Regions from separate parts of the Mus musculus genome. Here region 2 is linked to region 1. Evidence: chromatin loops called from intact Hi-C (ENCODE). Cell type or tissue: left cerebral cortex. All regions are shown on one strand. Links, peaks and the distances in the headings refer to the core of each region. The heading gives the core; the rest is flanking DNA. Region 1 holds the start of Nudcd1 (NudC domain containing 1). Region 2 has its middle 96 kb from the start of Tmem74.

The links. A loop is a pair of places that touch in the nucleus more often than their neighbours do. Peaks named below come from ENCODE experiments on the same cell type or tissue, not always from the same donor. Only the 100,000 strongest peaks of a DNase experiment are listed, where the experiment ranks them.
Region 2: it touches region 1 in a loop (4-fold over the local background); 14 of 42 quality-filtered maps call a loop at or near these places.

The regions. Positions count from the first base shown.
Region 1 is chr15:44,418,833-44,428,555 of GRCm38, forward strand. It overlaps Nudcd1 (NudC domain containing 1), which reads right to left and starts at 9,475. Exons shown (of 10, transcript NM_001113554.1): 1 at 8,830-9,475; 2 at 1,887-2,041. The coding sequence starts at 8,944. It overlaps Eny2 (ENY2 transcription and export complex 2 subunit), which reads left to right and starts at 9,279. Exons shown (of 5, transcript NM_175009.3): 1 at 9,279-9,410. The coding sequence starts at 9,405. In left cerebral cortex, for the core only: CTCF peaks have their summits at 4,800 and 9,040; DNase peaks (open chromatin) are centred at 4,747, 8,806, 9,148 and 9,545; H3K4me3 peaks cover 1,735 bases; H3K27ac peaks cover 1,268 bases.
Region 2 is chr15:43,768,884-43,778,698 of GRCm38, forward strand. No RefSeq gene overlaps it. Among named protein-coding and RNA genes, the nearest start is that of Tmem74, 96 kb to the right of the region's middle. In left cerebral cortex, for the core only: a CTCF peak has its summit at 4,078 (motif pointing right); a DNase peak (open chromatin) is centred at 4,092.

The sequences.
Region 1 (9,723 bases), core at 1,724-9,723:
CTTTTCTTTTCTTTTCTTTTCTTTTCTTTTCCTTTCCTTTCCTTTCACTTTTTTGTTTTACTAGATATTTTCTTTGTTTACATTTCAAATGTTCCTAGTTTTCTCTTTGAAAATCCCCTATACCCTCCCCCTTCCCCCTGATCCTCAACCCACCCACTCCTGCTTCCTGGCCCTGGCATTCCCCTATACTGGCATAGAATATTCCCAAAACCAAGGGCCTCTCCTCCCATTGATGGCTGACTAGGCCATCCTCTGTTACATATGCAGCTAGAGACACAAGTCCCTTTATGTGTTTTCTTTGATTGCTGGTTTAGTCCCAAGGAGCTCTGGAGATACTGGTTAGTTCATATTGTTGTTCCTCCTATAGAGCTGCAGACCCCTTTAGCTCCTTGGGTACTTTCTCTAGCTCCTTCATTGGGGACCCTGTGCTCCATCCAATAGCTGACTGTGAGGATCCACTTCTGTATTTGCCAGGCACTGGCATAGCCTCACAGGAGATAGCTATATCAGGGTCCTATCAGCAAAATCTTGTTGGCATAAGCAATAGTGTCTGGGCTTGGTGGTTGTTTATGGGATGGATCCTGGGTGGGGCAGTCTCTGGATGGTCCTTCAGAGCTGAGACTGAAGGATGGGTCTCTTTTCATTTCTAATTTTGTTAATTTAGATAAATTAATATACAACATATTCAAAATTATGGAACCCAACAAAGGCAGTTCGAAGAGCCAAATTCTTAGAACTAAGTGCCAACATTACAAAAAAAAATTAGAAAAATCTCATACTAGAAACTAACACACCTAAAAGCTCTATAACAACAAAAAGAAATCACACACAAAAGGAGTAAACAGCAGGAAATAATCAATTACAGAATTCATTATCAATAATTGATTACTGAAATCAGTAAAAGAGAAATAAATTCAACAAGCAAAACAAAACAACAAAAACAATACCAAGAGTCAATAAAACAAAGAGTTGTTTTTTGGGAAAAATCAGTAAGAGACAAACCATTATCCAAATTAACTACTAGCTATTTATGAGACACACTTTAACCCTTTTAAGGTAAAAAATTTTGATACATTCAAAGAAAAAGACAGCACTTTGTATGTGCACTTGCATGTATAAGCACATTTGCTTGTATGTACATGGAGGCTAGAGGTAAACCTCTGGTGGTGTTTTTCTGACACTGTACACTACTGCAAGTGCAGGGAAGTGCATATCTCTGCCTTGTCAGGACTGAGATTATAAGGGAGTGCTACCACACCAGGGCTTGCAATATAGATGCTAGATACAGAACTCAGATCCTCATGAGGTTTTAGCACAGATTTTCAAAGAAGTAATACCAATACTCCTCAAATTATTACACAATATAGAAATAAAAGGAATATTACTGATTGAGATTTCTCCCTAGCCAGAATATTAGTTTTTAAGTCTCTATTAATATAAGACTATATATATATACATATATTACAATATAATTAATTTAAGGACTCTATTATTATAAGACAAATAAGATTTGAAGGCAAATTTTTTCCCAAGACCTACAGGAAAAAAAGGAGTATTTTATAATGCAACAGGGATCAACCCAAACAACCAAACCTAATTTAAATTACCTAATGTAAACACTAAATGAAATGGAAAAGAAGTAATCCATTATTATATTGAGGCTATACCACACAGGTGGAAATGGATGGGCACAGGGGATTATAAAAATCAAGAAGAGGAAAAGCTATAACTGAGGTAAGCAGAAGGGGAGGAGCCTTACAGTTTGATGACAGATTTCCACATTCCAAAGGTATGTGCACCTTGACTGTCTGGACATCAGATTCAGAGATTAAACAGTAAGGAAAACAGGATGACATCTGTCTTTTTCCTCTGCATGTGTTTCTTACCAGCATCACTGTTAAGTTCATAATTCTTCCAAGGTTATCAATGTAGTAGACACTGTCTTGATACCAGGCATCACAGTGCAGATAATTATACATCCCAAAAGCATGCATGTGTTCTAATGTATACTGGTCATCTCGAAGTTTTACTTCTGCCACAGCTGAAAAACACATATATACAAATATATATTTACATATATCTGTATGCATAAATATAAACATAATCATTAAAACTTGCATCTCAGATCATTCCTTTCTGCAGAATGCCTACAGGGTACAGAAACAGTTAATGCCAGCTACAGAGGCTACAACAGGCAGGTCTTTCGTAGCACAATCCTTTTCTTTTATGTACCTCTACAATTTTGAAGTACAATAGTCAACATTTTATGGGCAAACAAACAAGTGTCCATTGATAAAGCATTTTTATGCTTTTTAAAACATTCATCTTTATCACACACAAAGAAAGTGACAATGTCTTTATTACATGATTATAAAGTTAGAAAATTGTGTGTAAACACAAATAGTGACTTCAGCATCATATTCCATCTTTCCCAATTATATGGAATAAAACAATATCATAGTTAGGACATACATAAACTTTTCTATGTACAGAGTAGCACTCTCTCAACTAAAACACTAGCTGTTCTCCTAATTCTGAATTAAAAAAATATGGTCTCTCCCTCACACTCCTGCCTATCAGTGCAGTTCCAAATTCTTGCAGCTCGGGACTGCTCATGTTGTACAATTAATTAATGTTGTAACAAGAAATATTAAGTGTCACTGAGCCTACATGTTACCTTACTATAAAACTCACTTTAACTCTATTCTCCCTGCAACAATTTTCTTTTTTACCCATTGCTTTCGTTTGCTTTCTGCTGCTGTGCTAAACACCATAACCAGAAGCAACCTCAGAGAGGGAGGGTAACTCCAGCATCCAGGTCACAGTTCATCACCGATGATAGTCAGGACAGGAACTCAAGCAGAAACTGACGTAGAAACTATGGAGGAATGGCTTGCTTCCTCTGACCTGTGCTCCATCAGCTTTTGTATACATATACCATTAAACATCTGCCCAGCAGTGGCTCTGTTCATGGTGGGCTGGGTCTTCCCATATCAATCAACAATAAAGACAATTCTTCACATACAGAGATGCAGGTCAATATGAAATGGGCAACACTTCAATTGACATGCCCTCTTCTGGATAACTCTCAATTAGGTCAAGTTGACAATAAAACCCACAAAGGACATCATACCATTGCTATTTTCTTTTTCATTTTTATTGTGTACTTGTGTTTGTGTACATGAATGTATGGGTACCACTAGCATGTCTGGTGCCTGTGGTGAGAAAAGCATCTGATCCTTTAGACTATGGGTACAGATGCTCATAGGCCACCATTCAGGTTCCTGGCACTGAACCCTCTGCAAGAGCAACACATGTTCTTATCTGCTGAGCTGTTTCTCCAGCCCCACTTTTCCTATTTTCAATGCCTGCCCTGAGTCCTGGCTTACATATTTATTCACTCATTTATTTAGCAAGTCTTTTAATCAGCACCACTCATACCAGTGATACACAAAGGGAACATACTCTATCTACCTTTTCAGAACTTAGGATCTTGTAAGAAAAAGGATAATGGGCCAGGTGTGATGGTGCACACCTTTAATCTCAGCACCCAGGAGGCAGAGGCACATGGAGCTCTGTGAATTAGAGGCCAGCAAGTTCTGTCTCAAGATAATAAATAGATAACCACACCTCTCAAGCAAAGCGAAGGGGACTAACCCAGCAATCACACCGTAAAATAAATTTTACATAATTAAATCTTATATTAAAAAATACAATTTCCACAAGGATATATAGAAGAGAACTGACCTACTCAGGAGATTAACAAAAGCTTTCCAGGACAGAGCCAAGAAGAAAAAATTAATTGAAGAAATACAACTTTACATAATACCCTTTCTAAGCAAAAAAAAAAAAAAAAAAAAAAAAAAAAAAAAAAAAAAAAACAGGAAAAAAGTGGAAATAAAAAGATACGCATTCGATTAAAAGTCCTAGTTTTCTTTCCTATTGCTGTGATAAAACTCTGATAAAAGCCACTTAGGGAAGAAAGGGTATTTATTTATGTCTCAATTCCAGGTTACCACCCATCATTGCTAGGGAAGTCAATTCAGAAACATGAAGCCACTATTCACATCCATGGTCAGGAACACAGAGAATGAATACACATTTGGTGCTCTATCCCTGTCACTCAAACCAGGGCTCAACCCATTAAATGATGCTACCACAGTCAAGGTATGCTTTCCTATCAAAATGACCTGAGCTACAATAAATAAATACATAAACAAAAAGTCTCACACCCACACCCACAGGGCAAATTAAGCAATTTACTCCTGTCACTTCCTCCTCAGGTGATTCCAGGCTGTGTCAAATGAGAATTAGAACTAACCATTACTAGTTTGCAAAGTATAAAAACTACATACCAAGAACAGCTGCAAACAAATGCAGCTGAAGAATGAGCACAGAAATTGATTATAAGACACTTTATCTTCATTTCTTCCTTTATAAAGGAAGTAAGCACGAATTCATTGGTTTCTAAACAGGAGAGTAAGATTCACACTTGAGTCCTGAGAGAGTATGTAAAAAACAATGATTTGGAAAACTGATTGCAGCAGAAAAGGGGCAAAACCATTAAGAAGCCATTGAGGTCACTCAAATGAGAGGAGCTGAGGTCAGCCAAATGAGAGGTGGCTGAAGCCTGGAAACATTTCAGACGTCACAAGCAAAATCCTAAGATTATAAGAACGCTGATTGGGGACTATGGAAACATCTCCTTCAGTTCAAGGAAGTATTTATTTTATAAGGGATGGTTAAAAATATATACTTCACTAAATAAGAGAGAAACTGTAACCAATTGCTGGCTTTCTAGCACCACTGTGTGGATGAAATGTACTAATGCAGGAAGCATATCAGACTGTAATGGCTCAAAGCAGTAGTGATTTTAAGCAATAATAAGCCAAGCATGGTTTTTGTCATCTTTGGATAAAGAACCCTAGGTAGCGCAAAACAAATCAGAAGTTTCTTAACCGTTTCCCTATTAGAACATCACCCCTTTAAAAAGTAAAAAATAAATCAAGAAAGATATAAGATGATGAAAACACCGTCCATGATCATGGGCTGGATGGATTAATATTGTAAGAATGGATATATTACCAAAATTATTCTATTGATTCACTGCAATCCTCTTCAAGATTTCCATGGCAATCTTCATAGAAGTAGAAGAACCCAAAAATTCACATGGATATGCATAAGACTACAAATAATCAAAACAATTCTAAGCAGCAATATTACTGCAGGTATCAAATACCTGACCTTATTCTAGAAATATAAGAATAGAGACAGCATGACATCAGCATGAAGGCAGACACTGAGAACACGTGAGAGACCAAAAAAAATCATTCCATACAGCTATGACTGCCTAATTTTTCACACAGGTGTCAAAGACATAACTGGAAAAAACACAGCTTATTTAATAAATGCTAATGGCACACTTGTTACCTACTTGAAGAATGAAATAAAACCTGTTTTGTTTTGTTTTGGGAGTGTGTGTTGTGTACTGTGTATTCAGAAGCTGATTTCTGTGTCCAGGAATCTAGATACAGTCCAGATGCTGGCACTGTCATGATTATTGAACCATCTCCTCTATCTATCCTTTATAAAGAATGTTCTCCAATTATCTCTGATTAGTTAATAAGGAGCTGATTAGCCTATGGCTGGGCAGAGAAGGCAGGACTTCTGATTCCAGGGAGACAGTCCCGAAGGAGGTGTGTCTGGGGAGAATGAGAAAGAATTGGTCCTGAGCAAAGGATCGGAGAGGAGTCAGGATGAGCAGGTCACCAAGGGATTCACCATGAGGGTGCACATGGAACAGAGCAAGCCAGGGAAACTCAGACTGCAAGTAACATGGGACCTATCTATGGCTTAGAAAGTTAGAATAGACAAACATCTGCCCAGTCATTGTGTTTAAAGCTTGTTAATAAACTTAATAGGACTTTGAGTCAATTATTTGGGAGCTAGAATGGGAACAGATAAGGCTTTCCCTCCTAAATTATTGACTATATTCACTCTACATAAAAATTATTTCAAACTCTATCAAAATCTGAAATACTGAGATGGCTACAAGAGATTAAAGGGAATACATTTCAAGATATAGGCACAGAAAGAAAAAAAAAAACTTTTGAACAATACTTTATCAGCACAGGAAATAACCACAGGAAATAATAAACGAGATGATATAAAATTAAAATGTTTTCTCAACAGCAAAGAAACTATTAACAGAGTGAAAGGCAGACTACAGAATGAAAGTCTTTAGCTCTATACTCAGACAAAAAGTTAATAGCTAACTATACATAACAACGACAACAAACTAAAAAACTAAAACACACATCACTACACATCAAAGTGTTTCACATCCTTAGCAATCAGGAAAAAAGCAAATTAAACCTACTTTGAGATTCAGTGTCATCCATAAGAAATGAGAGGATAGCGCACACCGATGATCCCGTTTTATGGCTAGTGGAAATTTAAACTACTTATAGCCATTATGGAGATCTATATGGAGGTTTCTCCAAAGCTTATGACCCTACAGCTATACTTTTGGGCATATACTCAAAGAATTCTCTATCCTACCACTGAGATCCCTGCACACTCACATTCATTACTGCTCTCTTCCCAAAAGCTAGGAAACAGAATCAATCTAGATGTTTATCAATAGATGACTGAATAAAGGAAAGCTACACAGATGCACGTATATGAAATGCATTATATTCAGCTGTAAAGAAAATGAGATTTGCAGAAAAATGGACAGCTCTAATCTTGGTTGTCAACTTCATAGGATCCCAAATCATCTTTTTTTTTTTAAGATTTATTTATTTATTATATGTAAGTCACTGTAGCTGTCTTCCGACACTCCAGAAGAGGGAGTCAGATCTCATTAGGGATAGTTGTAAGCCACCATGTGGTTGCTGGGATTTGAACTCAAGAGCAGGTAAGAGCAAGGTAAGAGCAGTCGGGTGCTCTTACCTGCTGAGCCATCTAACCAGCTCCATCCCAAATCATCTTATAGATAAGCCTCTGGGCAAACCTATGAGAGATTACCTAGATCTTAATGGGGGCAGCACTACTGAATAAAGAGAAATCAGGTTGAGAGTAAGCATTCTCATTTCCTGACTGTGGGTGCCAGCAGAGAGAGTTACACAAGGGCACAAGGAAACTTGGGCATTATACCTGTTTAGTACCTTGATTTCACATTAACAGAGAGTAATATAATTTCCTAGACTTTCACTGTCCCAACTTTTAGCGCTCTAGATCTCCACCCTCTGCTAGGGTCTTCCAACAGCAATTCTTCACTTGATTATTTAATTTGCTTTGCCCAATGGAACAAGTGGAAATGTGTCGACAGCCACTGGAACAGCATGTACACCGTGACTTAACTTCCGCAAACAGCCTGTGCTAGCCTGTTGAAAGGTGACCAGCCATATGGAAGACTCAAGTCAAGATCATCTGGCAAGTGATCTAGACAAATCAAGCTGACTAGAACTGCCTCTGCCAACTCGTAACTGAATGAGCAGTGAGGAGAACCTGCTGGCTTGAGCCATTAGGTTTTGTTCCTTCGAATTTTGTTTCCAATCAATTGGCTAACTAAACATGGCCGGATCATTTATTGACACAGAAAGAAAAGCAACAAAAAACGTCCAAGAGAAAGAACAAAAAGAAGGAAGCACCTCTCCTCTTATACCAGCCAACAGCTACCTGTTTTCCTTCACAACTCAAGTCCCTCATCAACTCCTACCGGAAGTTTTCCCAGGTCTCCAAACAAGTTGAGAAAACATACTCAGTTAGACCATTACATTTGCTCACGTTCCTCTCACTACTTGCCCATACTGTAATTAGATGTTTATTAGTGAATGGATTATGATTTATTAGGTACTCATGATTATACCAATCACGTAATCATCTCGATGAATCACAAAACAGGCCCACAACAATTACTTTTACACTTAAGAAACTTTAAAAACAAACAAACAAACAAACAAACAAAAAACCCAAGCATTTGTTGGTCTACTTGTTTATGTCTTTAATCCCAGCACAGAGGCAGCTGGTTATCTGTGAGTTCTGGGCCAGCCTGGGCTACAAAGCAAGTGCCAGGACAGTCAAGAATAGACTCCCTACAATCTAGATACAATCTAGAGAAAAGATACATAGATACATACATAAGTAACGCTTGATACTCAAACGTCGACTAACACCTCTAGATCACTATTTCTCAAAGTACAACCTATGGAAAACTTGTATCAAAATAAGAATCTGCAGAGACATGTATTTAAAAACACAAATCCCTGGACACTTTCCCTAACAAAACTACAATTCCTATGGTTGTAAAAAGGAGAATAGCCTCTAGGAAGTTACAGATAAATAAGTAGTAGCAGCAAGCAACAGTAAGCGCACTAAATCACTTGCCCTCAATAAATTGTAGCATGATCCAGGACCCGAGTATTTGAAACTGCTAACTGAATGTGGAAATTTTTCTCTCCCAAGAAATGATTCTGCGTCAGAAGGAAAAAGGGAGTTGGGGACTTTCCAAGGAGGTGTGGCTTCTCAGCGAACACGTTTACTAAAGGTAAGGTTTGGGAAGGAAGGACAACTTGAACCTTCAGAGCAGGAGCCAGAGATGTATGGGCGGAGAACATCCGAGCCTGAGCTGCGGACGCCTAGGCCAGCCCACAGTGCCGCGGCTAAGGCGCGGAAGGAAAGGGGGCATCCTCGGGTCCCCGCGTGGACGGCCGCTCTAGGTGCAGACCGGCAGGAGGTGGCTGGCTAGCCGGAGTGACAGAGGGTTGCGCCAATGGCAGCCTCAACAAGAAGGAACCGGGTGCGAGAGGGTGCCGCCGATCCCACCTGCATCAAGCTCCAGCTGGTAGCAGGGCAGCGGTTCGAGAGACAGCTTGTAGCCCTCGAAGCGGGGATCCAGCAGAGGTCTTTTCACCCGCAGAGAGCAATTGGCCGCCTCCATCGCGTTCCCCCGATCCCAGCAAGAGAATCAATAAAGCTCTTGTTGAAAGGTCCGCGCTTCACTCCTGGAACTGAGGCTGGGAAACGGCGTGGTTCCCATCCCAGACGACTCTGCGGCGCCACGTCTCTTCTGGGAAGTGTAGTGTCCATGAGAAATTTGGTTCTGTTGCAATGCTGGGAAATGTAGTTTTTTGATCCCTGAACCCACGTCAGCTAACAGACTCTGGACTTCCTTACCCAGAGGGCCGAGCGACCAGAAGGCGGCCCGCGCTAGTTGAATTCTCACATTATAGGCAGGGTGGCCAGATCCCGCCCCGGAAATGCGTGGTCTAGCTTTCTGTGTGCTTAGGTGCCCGAGCTACTGAGGGTCTAAGTCCGGGCAGCCGAAGAGTGTGGTAGGTAACGGTCGTCAGCGCAAGGGTCATTTCGTCGCTGGGAAGGGACGGCCCTCGCCCGCGGTGATGGTGGTGAGCTATGCCCGTGGTCCTCAGGGCCGGGACCCGGGCCCAGCCCAGGCTCCTTTCGATGTGCTGTCTTTCGTTAGCTTCCCCGACCCGCGCTCGCTCGCTCGCTCGCTCGCGGGCCTGTAGGGCTCTCCGACAGGGCGTGCTGCTGGAGTTGGCCGGGAGCCAGTCCCCGCTTTGTTTTCTGGCTCCTCCCCTCCCGCCTCTCCAGCTGTCTGCGCCGTGTTGCATTTTCCTAAAGAATGTCAGAACCGGGAGGGAGTCCCTAGCGCCCTGGTTTTACCAGTGAGAAAACTGAGGCCTTTAGGCATTAAGT
Region 2 (9,815 bases), core at 838-8,837, 650 kb before region 1:
CATAGACAGGCACACTTCTTCGTAGTCTTCATCCTTGTCCTCGTCCTTGTCGTCTTCCCCTCCGCTTCCCCCTTCCACCCCCTCCCTCTTCCTCCTCCTCCCCCTCCTTCTCCTTCTTCTTCTTCCTCCCACCCCAGCCCTTCTCAGGTCTCTGGAATTTTATAGCTTATCCGGAGGCATCAGAATTAAAATATCTGCAGCTAGCACAAACCACACCCCTGCCACAGCATGAGGCAAATCATCTGCTGCATTGACAATCTGAAATAGCCCATAACCTACACCTGAGATTATGTTATTTTGCATAACATAACTGTTTATTTTTAAAGAAATCAACATTCTACCTACAAAACGGTGAAGGGGAAGACGAAGACACATATCTCTAACCTCGAGGCTATAATTATATACAATCACAGAAAAGTGGCATTTTGTCAGGAATAGTTATTGCTTTGCTCTATATGGATTCTTGGATTTATCTATCTGGGGTGGTGAGGGAATGAAGAAAGGACAAATACAAAGACACGCAGACATAGAAACTGAGATCAAGGTAGACTGGGATTTCTGATGGAGAAGGCACAACATCCTGGAAACTCAACATCTTTATTACATGCAATTGAACACGGAGGTGAGGTTACTGCATACTGATAATCATGGAGGCTGCGTTACTATATATGGCTCAGCAAGGAGGCAGGCTTAGCTAATTTCAGTAGTAATAGTCTCTGTAGGGAACTAGTCTCAGGCCAAAAACATCTGTGAGCAGAAAACTATGGTGGACATTTTCTGCAACCACAATCATCTGCAGAAGGACCAGAGGAATTCTTTGGCATCCCTCTGTACCTTACTTGGGGATGACTTTGATACTCCCATGGCTTTGTCGCATTAGAATACTTGACATGACATACCCATGTAAAACCATAAACATTCACTTAATGCCTATAAGTTTATAACACATTACACTATTACATACTTTTGAGTTCACTTCATACCTGGCATTCAGCCATTTTTCTTTCTCACTCTAGGCCTGTACATGTCCAGTGTCAGCCATCTTCTGTCAAGATAAATAATCACATTAGAACCATGTTGCCTAAACATAAACTGACCAGTATAACCTTCAACAGAAGGTGTCCTCACACCTTCATTTTGAAGGTCATTTGAGTGCCTTTCTCCTGTTTTTATATCTGTTCATACTTTATAAACAAACAATTTTGTATCTGTTGCCATCATACGAATATTATAAATGTTTTAAAGCAACAGGCACATAAGATAAATTTACCTACTAAATTAGGCAAGCCCTAATTTAGAGCTCTGCAAGCAGTGTACTAGCCCATGCTCCTACCTCTTGTGTCCAGCATGCATTTGTCATAAAGAATAAGCTCCGGTAAACATGACTCCGGTAGAAAGCCATCAAATGAAGACAGAAGATTAAAGCATTCACTTCAGAGTTGATTTTTAAGTCTCCTGAGTTACTCAATGTTTTCAGTCACTAGAAGTCTACTATGAGAGAACTCTGGAGCAATGAGGTGAATAAAACAGCATTGCAGTCTCAGCTGCTGCTGATGCAGGTAAGCTACTCAAATTCAATTAATTTTCCCTCAAGAATCAGTTTAAAGCTAGGGATATGGGTCAATTGGTAAAGTGCTTATTTTGAAGGCAAGTGGAGCTCAGTTGAGATTTGAAGTTTGTGAAGGAGTGTGTACCTATAATTCTAGTGCTGGGAGTGGAGAGATGAGGATCCCTGTGGCTTACTACTAGACAGTCAACCAAATTGATGACCCTATCTCAGGAAATAAGGTGAAGAGCAACTGAGAAATACAACAAAGTCATCATGTGGTCTCCATTTGCACATATGTACATATATACTTACACATACATATTCATACACAGACACATACAAATATATCAGACAGACAGACAGACAGACAGACACACGCGTGCATTTTTCTCAATAGAATCAAAGCCCAGATGAATTATAGATTCATGCCAAAATTTCAAAAACTCATAACTGGCCAGACTAGCCAAACTGATGGCTGTTGAGTTCTCAGTTCTAAGTGGAACATCATTATCAGCTCCATACTTGCACATGCTCAAGGATCTGTGATCATCAAGGGAAAGCGGGTACAGATGAGGAACAATGCTGTGAATGCTGTCTCCTGGACATGTCATGGTCATTGCACTCACAAATTCACTGCACCTCTGGCTACTGGCACAAAATCAAGCCAACACTATGCGTCAGCATCCCTCAGGCAGCACGAATTGGATTGAATGGATTATTGAAAAAGGGAAGTATATGAAGGGAAGGAAGGAGAAGAGTTGTTGGAGATGCCCAGGTGGTGCTGGATAGGTGATTGGACAATATGATCAAGATACATTGTATAAAATTGGTCTCAAAGAATGAACTAAAGATGGCTTTTAAAACAGAATTATATACAAAATTGGAAAAGATCACACTTGCCTCCTCTTCCTTGCTTTCTTTGTTCTGGCAGTCTGTCTCTAAGCACTCTCCATTCTTGAGATTGTAGCTTTGTTTTCCTGAATGTCGGGAACACTTTGTTGTAGGGTCTAATCTCCTAAGGGTTTTGTTGAGACTGTCTCCCCCATTTACTCTATAAAACCAAACTCTTTAATTTTATTACCACCTCTAATCAATAATATCGATTTATATATATAAATTTCTCCAAAGAGAATATAAATTTTATGAAAATGAAGACTTTGCATGAAGGGAAATTAGTCTAATCCATCACTTTATTTTGTTGTATTTTTGTACTAAAGGGACATTGGAGTCCCTTCATAATCTTCCTTTCTTTTCATGTCTTATTCCAAGCAATTAGGATCTCATATTACCCCACATTAATTTCCTAGAAATATATAAAAACTAAAGCATGTTAGGTTTTCATGCTATTTCCTCAGTGAAATTATTTTAATATTATTCAGTCAGTTTATAAAAATTTTTAGCTTTATGCATTGGGTGGTGAATCCTAAGAAATATTTTGCCTTAATTCAATGTCAAAAATGTTTTCTACCATGAATAATATCAGATATTTTATGCTTTCAGAAGCTACAATCAGGCCCAAGATTAATTTTGACACTCAGGCCTAGCATTGCTTTGGCATTTGTCTTACTTTGCTGTGAAGAGACACCATGACCAAAGCACCTTTTATAAGGCAAACATTTAATTGGAGTTGGCTTAGTTTCAGACATTCAGTCCAGTAGCACCAAGGAGGTAAGAATGGCAGGATGTAGGCAGACATGGTACAGGAGTAGTAGCTGAGAGATCTATATCTGAATCCACAGGCAGGAGCATGAGTCTGTCTTTTTCAGGCAGCCAGGAGAAGGCTCTGTCTGAATTGACAAAGCTTGAGCATAGGCCCTCAAAGCCTGCCTACACAGTGACCCCTCCTCCAACAAGGCCACACCTCCTAATAGTGCTGCTTCCTATAGGCCAAGCATATTCACACTACCACAGCATTACAATATACCTTTGTTATATGAATAATTGCAGTCTCCTTGTTTCAAGATCATATATGCAATATACTTTTGTATTTCTGTCTATAACATCTACAGGATCTTGAGGTACCTGGGACATAGGATGGATGATGTTGAGGATGATGATGATGGTGATATGGTGGTGATTGTGGTGGTGGTGATGGTGGTGGTGGTGGTGGTGGTGTGGGTTGGGGGTGGTAGAGGTGATGGGAGTTTATATTCCTCCCCCAAACATTTGCTTCCATTGCGTTGTGTTTTTCTGTGCAATATCTATGCCTTGTCTACTCCTGATGATTATGTTCTTGGTTTATCTGCATGTGAATCACTATTCACCTTCATACCACTGCCATGGCCAAGGCCTTGATTAGAATGGGTTATGACATTTGAATTGTGGAGGACCCCATGTAAGTTCTCATGTTACTATGCTTTCACATGATGAGATCAGGTCATCTGTGCTCGTAGGTATTCTTATCTAAAACTAGATCTACCTATCTCATAGTGCTAAGTCTACGCTAACAAAGGTGAAAGTACAGTGGCCTAGGACAGAGAACTGACACATTGTGATCAGAGCTGTTGGGTCTGTGGTGCAGTAAGTTAATTTAACCCCTAGAGGGTGCTATGAGCGAGTAAGAATCCAAGGAGCTGATGAAATATATGGTGTTTTTCTCTTGGATTCTGTTTTTAGCAAAACTGATTATGGGGTGGTTTAAATTGCACAGATTCATTGCCATGTGACATTATGTATGCATTCATTAAATTGTGAAGCAGAACATTAATTTAGGTTCAGTCTGGGTTAACAATAATTTGAATTATTTCACAAAATGTTCTTAATGTCCTTGGCAATATTGGAAAATTAAAATAATTTCACATACCACAGTAACCTTCAGTGACTGACCAAATTTGTAAAGCCCATAACTTATGATATTTATATATCATATATATGAATATGAATTTGATTACCCTAAAATAGGCAAGGCAGCAATCACTTTGGATCTTACAAACCATAACCTTTCAGAGAAATTAATTCTTCCTGGGACAAAGATTGCTGAAGCAATAAACTATAAATGGCTTTTACGGAAGCAAATCCAAGCAGAAGAGAGTTACAATTAACATCAGAACTCCAGATAAATCAGAGCAGCCCTGATTTCATTTTCAGCTTATTGAAAATATGCAATAAGAAAGATGTAACACTCAACATAAAATCTAAGATCTAAGATTAATGGGTAATGGGGAGGGATATAAAAGGACAATGATATGAAATTTATTCTTTACATAGTCTCCAAAATGGTTTTCCTGAAAAAATTACTGAATTTGATTTTTAAAAAGCAATTGTATATGATCTATTTTCTAAGTGAAGGGAATGATTTTGTGTTTCATTGTGAACGTATCTTACAAAGCATTTGATACCTTTAATAAGTTCTCATTAGCATAATGAGGTGTTGTCCTGAGTTTGAGCTTCATAGCAGTGCTCACCCTTTCCCTAACATGTCGGTGTAGAAAGTGAATTTGTTTGGAGACTGTGTTCACTGGACATTCCCTTCTCTCCATTCTTGACTTCAGTCAACCCTCCCTGTAGGCTTTAGGGAGAGTATGAATATCCTCTTCTCTTCTTTGGGAAAACTCAACTATTCTATGGACTGCCCTTGTGTGCCATGGTTTCCTTTTCAGTAACTCAGCACACACAGTCTGTTTTAGTTATTAATAGAGTCTAGACTTCATGTGTGAACACTGCCTAAACTTTACTTTCTCTGGTGTCCTGAGAACCTATTTGGGTGTTGCATAACTATTATGAGTGAAATCCGATTTTTGATGGCAAGGGAGTCAGTGGTGCTTTGTACCATATACCTTCTTCACTATGGAAGATGAGGATGCTAACACTAATGATGCTGATTGAAGTGTATAGGTGACTCCATTAACAAAATTAAGACATTAATATATCATTTCCTCTCTTTCCAGAAATGTTACTTATTTTTATGGTCCATTAAAATCTGTGTATAAATTTTTAGGAAAATGAAGGACATGTTTAAGTTACTTATGTTTACATAGACTCATTTAGTCTATTGCTATGAAAGGATGTCATGACTGGGGCAACTTATGCAAGAGAACATTTAACTGGGCACTTGGTTATACCTTCAGAGAATTAGCCTATTATCATCATGTCAGGGAACATGGTACTGGCAGATAGGCATGGTGATGAACAAGTAACTGAGAGTTAGATCTGATTCTCCAGTAACAGCTGCAAGAGAGGGAGAGAGAGAGAGAGAGAAAGAGAGAGAGAGAGAGAGAGAGAGAGAGAGAGAGAGAGACAGAGACAGAGAGACAGAGAGACAGAGACAGAGAGAGAGAGATGGAGAGAGACAGAGACATAGAGAGACACAGAGACAAAGACAGACAAACAAGGCCTCACCTCCTAAACCTTCCCAAACAGTTCCATTAACTTTGTACCAAGCATTCAAATGTATGAGCATATAGAGCCATTTTCATTCTAACCACCACATGGAATAAAACTCTTTTTTGGGACTGGCTGTGGATGTGATGTTGTTCATTCTCACAAAAAGTTCATGTGTTAGGAAGTCAGTTCACAGATTGGCAGTAAGGGGAGGTAAGGTGGCCTTTGAGAGGTCACTATTACTCTAATAGTAAGGTTTTGTAGCTGGTGTATGCCCTCAAAAGGCATGGAAGCCTAATCAGTTATTTCTAAGGGATTAATTACTCTGAAAGCATGACCCTGGCTCCACTCTGTCTTTTTTTGCTTTCTATATAAAGGTTCAACTTTTCATCCTGACCTCTGTCATATAGGGCCCTAGACATAGTCCATGCTTTGCCTTTTGGGTAATCATCTTCAAAGCAGTGAGCTAAATATGCTACTTCATATGTACCTTGTTGACAATATTTTTATATACATGTATGAATATACATATATGTATATGTGTATATGAAGAGGTTCACATACATATGAAGAAATATCAGACCATGTCATTCACTTACTAATTCTCTCCGATGACTTCTGGGTTCAGTAAGAATGAGCTAGATTCTTTCTTTAACTCTACCCTCCTAGACCTAATAATGCTAATTTTCGCCAGTCTATTCCATTTAGAAGCTAGCCTATCTTTTCTTCTCTCATTCTGACTTCCAGCTGTTGAAGAGGTTTCTCTCCTAGAACATTCTTCCCTTAAGTATCCAAGAGACGCATTTCTTCTCATTGTTTGGAACTCAAGGCTATTACTTAGCCTTCTGGGACTGACTCATCTCCAAAGCTCCTCAGCTTCCAATTACATTTGCTGCTGTGTCTGTTACAGTGCTTTGTACCAAGTGCCCTCTAACACTATGTAGTGCACTGTGTAAGAACAGATGGCCTGTGTATCTATGCCTCCCAGCATTCCTAAAGACAAACAAGAGCCTGGGCACTCATTGATCAAACAATTAATATATGTACCAAAAGATAATATTTCTTAGGCTTTTCCTTTAGTATTCTCTCAAAATGTTTCTTGAGAAAGCTGAGGTTAATACAGAAATCACCTAAGTTATTTTAAACATGTTCTAAGTTAATAAGTAGAGCCTGTATGTTGGCAAATGAATGTTGAACATCTTTTCCCTAAGATGGTCAAGGGTAGGTGTTGCAAATTTACTGGAATCAAGTAGACATGGAGAAGATCATCTAGAGGCCCATTGGACACGCAAACTGTATATGCCCCAGTACAGGGGAACGCCAGGGCCAAAAAAATGGGAATTGGTGGGTAGGGAAGTGGGGGGAGGGTATGGGGAACTTTTGGGATAGCATTGGAAATGTAATTGAGGAAAATATGTAATAAAAATATTAAAAAAATAAAATTTAATTTAAAAAAAGGAACCATACCGCAAACCCACAACCAACATCATACTAAGACAGAAAAACTTGAAACATTTCTACTCAAATTATAAATAAGCCAGTGACATCCACTCTCTCTACTTCTGTTCAATATAGTGTTTGAGGTATTAGCCAGGGCAATGAGACAAAAACAAAGAAGATAAATGGGATACAACTAGGAAATGGAGAAGCCAAAATATCCTTATTTATAGTTGATACGATTTTATATGTACAAGAACCTAAGGATTTTACCAGGAAGCTTCTAAAGCTGATAAAAACATTAAGTAGGGCAGTGGAATATACAGCTAACACACACACACACACACATACACACACACACACGCATTCATACACAATCAATAACCTTTCTGAACATAAAAAAAGAAACACATGCTATGAAAGAGATTAGGGAGATAATATCATTCATAATAGCTTCAAATTAATCTTGTAATAAATCTAACAAACAAAAGGAAAGACTTATGTGATGAAAACATTAAGATACTGAATAAAGAAACTGTAGAAGCTGTAAAGAACTCCCATGATCATGAATTTGTTCAAATGATATTGTGAAAATGGTCTTCTAGTAGACAATCTATATATTTAATGCATTTCACATCAAAATTTGAATGCAGTTCTTCACAAAGGTTAAAAAAAAAATCTTAGCCAGGCGTGGTGACACACGCCTTTAATCCCAGCACTCGGGAGGCAGAGGCAGGCAGATTTCTGAGTTTGAGGCCAGCCTGGTCTACAGAGTGAGTTCCAGGACAGCCAGGGCTATACAGAGAAACCCTGTCTTGAAAAACAAACAAACAAACAAAAAACAAAAAAATCAAAAAAAAATCTTAAATTTAATATTGAAATACAAATGATCCAAGAGAGATAAAATAATCAGCAACAATGAAAACATAGGGCATTACCACCCCTGATTTTAAGATTTATGATACAGCTATAGTAATAAAAACATAGTGGTATTGGTATCAAAATATTCTCATTAACCAATGGCATGGAATTGAAGATTCATATTTAAGCTCACGTTGCCACAATCACATTTTTTTTTTATAAAAAGATCAAATTATTCACTGGAGAAAGGACAGAATCTTTAACAAGTGATTTTTGCCAAACTGGATAGTTACATGTAGAAGTATGAAACTAGATTATATTATACCTCACACTTCACAAAACTCAAGTCCAAGTGCATTCAAAGACCTACATGCAATACCTGATACCACAAACCTGTGAGAGAAAAAGGCATGGAATGACTATTTATAGGCACAGCAAACAATATTAGTCCAACAGTTTATTCATGAAACCTTATTAAAGTAAACAGCTTCTGTATAACAAAGGATACTATCCTTCTAACAAAAAGGCAGTCTATAGAATGGGAATAAAATCTTTACCTGCTATACATCTTATAGAAGTTCAGCATCTAGAACATGCAAAGAATTAAAAAATAAAACCAAAGCAAAACAAAACAAACCTAAACACTGAGAAAACAAATAACCTAAGTAAAACTTGGGGTATAGAACTAAACAGTTCTCAAAAGAAGACGTGCAAATGGCTGAGGAATATAATTTAAACAAATTCAACATCCTTAGTCATTAGAAAAATACAAATTAAAGCTACATTGAGAGTTCATCATATCCCATTCAAAATGGCTAGGATCTTTTTTAATGACAGTAAATGTTGACAGGGATGTGGGGAACGAGAAACACTTGTTTCTGGTGGGTGTGCAGAACTGGTGCAGAACTGGTGCACCCATTATGGAAGCCATTGTGACAAGTTCTCAAAAAATGAAGAATATATCTACTACAAGAAACAGCTATCCACTTCTGGGCATATTTCCAAAGGATTTTACACATATTTACTCATCTGTGTTTATTGTTCCTTTATTTATAATAACCAGGAAATGGAAAATGCTTATATATCCATCAACACTCATCAGAAAAGCTTCATTTTGTAATAGATGATGATTAATACAAAGACCCACAACTGATCAAATGCAGATAACATTTAAGATAAATGGGACAGTCAACTATGTCACACCCTATTCCCTAAGATGCAGAGATCAGCACAAAAAAAGGGATCAGGAATATTGTAAGAGTCTGAAGTGAGATAGTATTTGCTAGACCTGACAGGGCCATTGCACACATAAAATCACAACAGCTATGTGAATGTAGCACAAGTTCTGTAACTAGATCAAGCCATTGCCACCTTCTTGCATGGTTTGCAGGGAGTTGGCCTAACATAGTGAGGGAATGAAAAATAGACAAACATGAATGGACAGAAATAGCTCAATTTGGGTGCATTGAGCTCACTAGTGGAGAAACAAGAGCATCCTGGAAGTTCAGTGTTAGTCCCTCAGATGAAGGAAGTAAGACCACTGACCCAAACTGGCCAAACTAAAGCAAGCTGTACTCATGTACACAGGAGCCTGTCAGCTGGGGCTATCTTCCACTAAGTTGGGGTTCAAAAAACCAGCCTCAAGTCA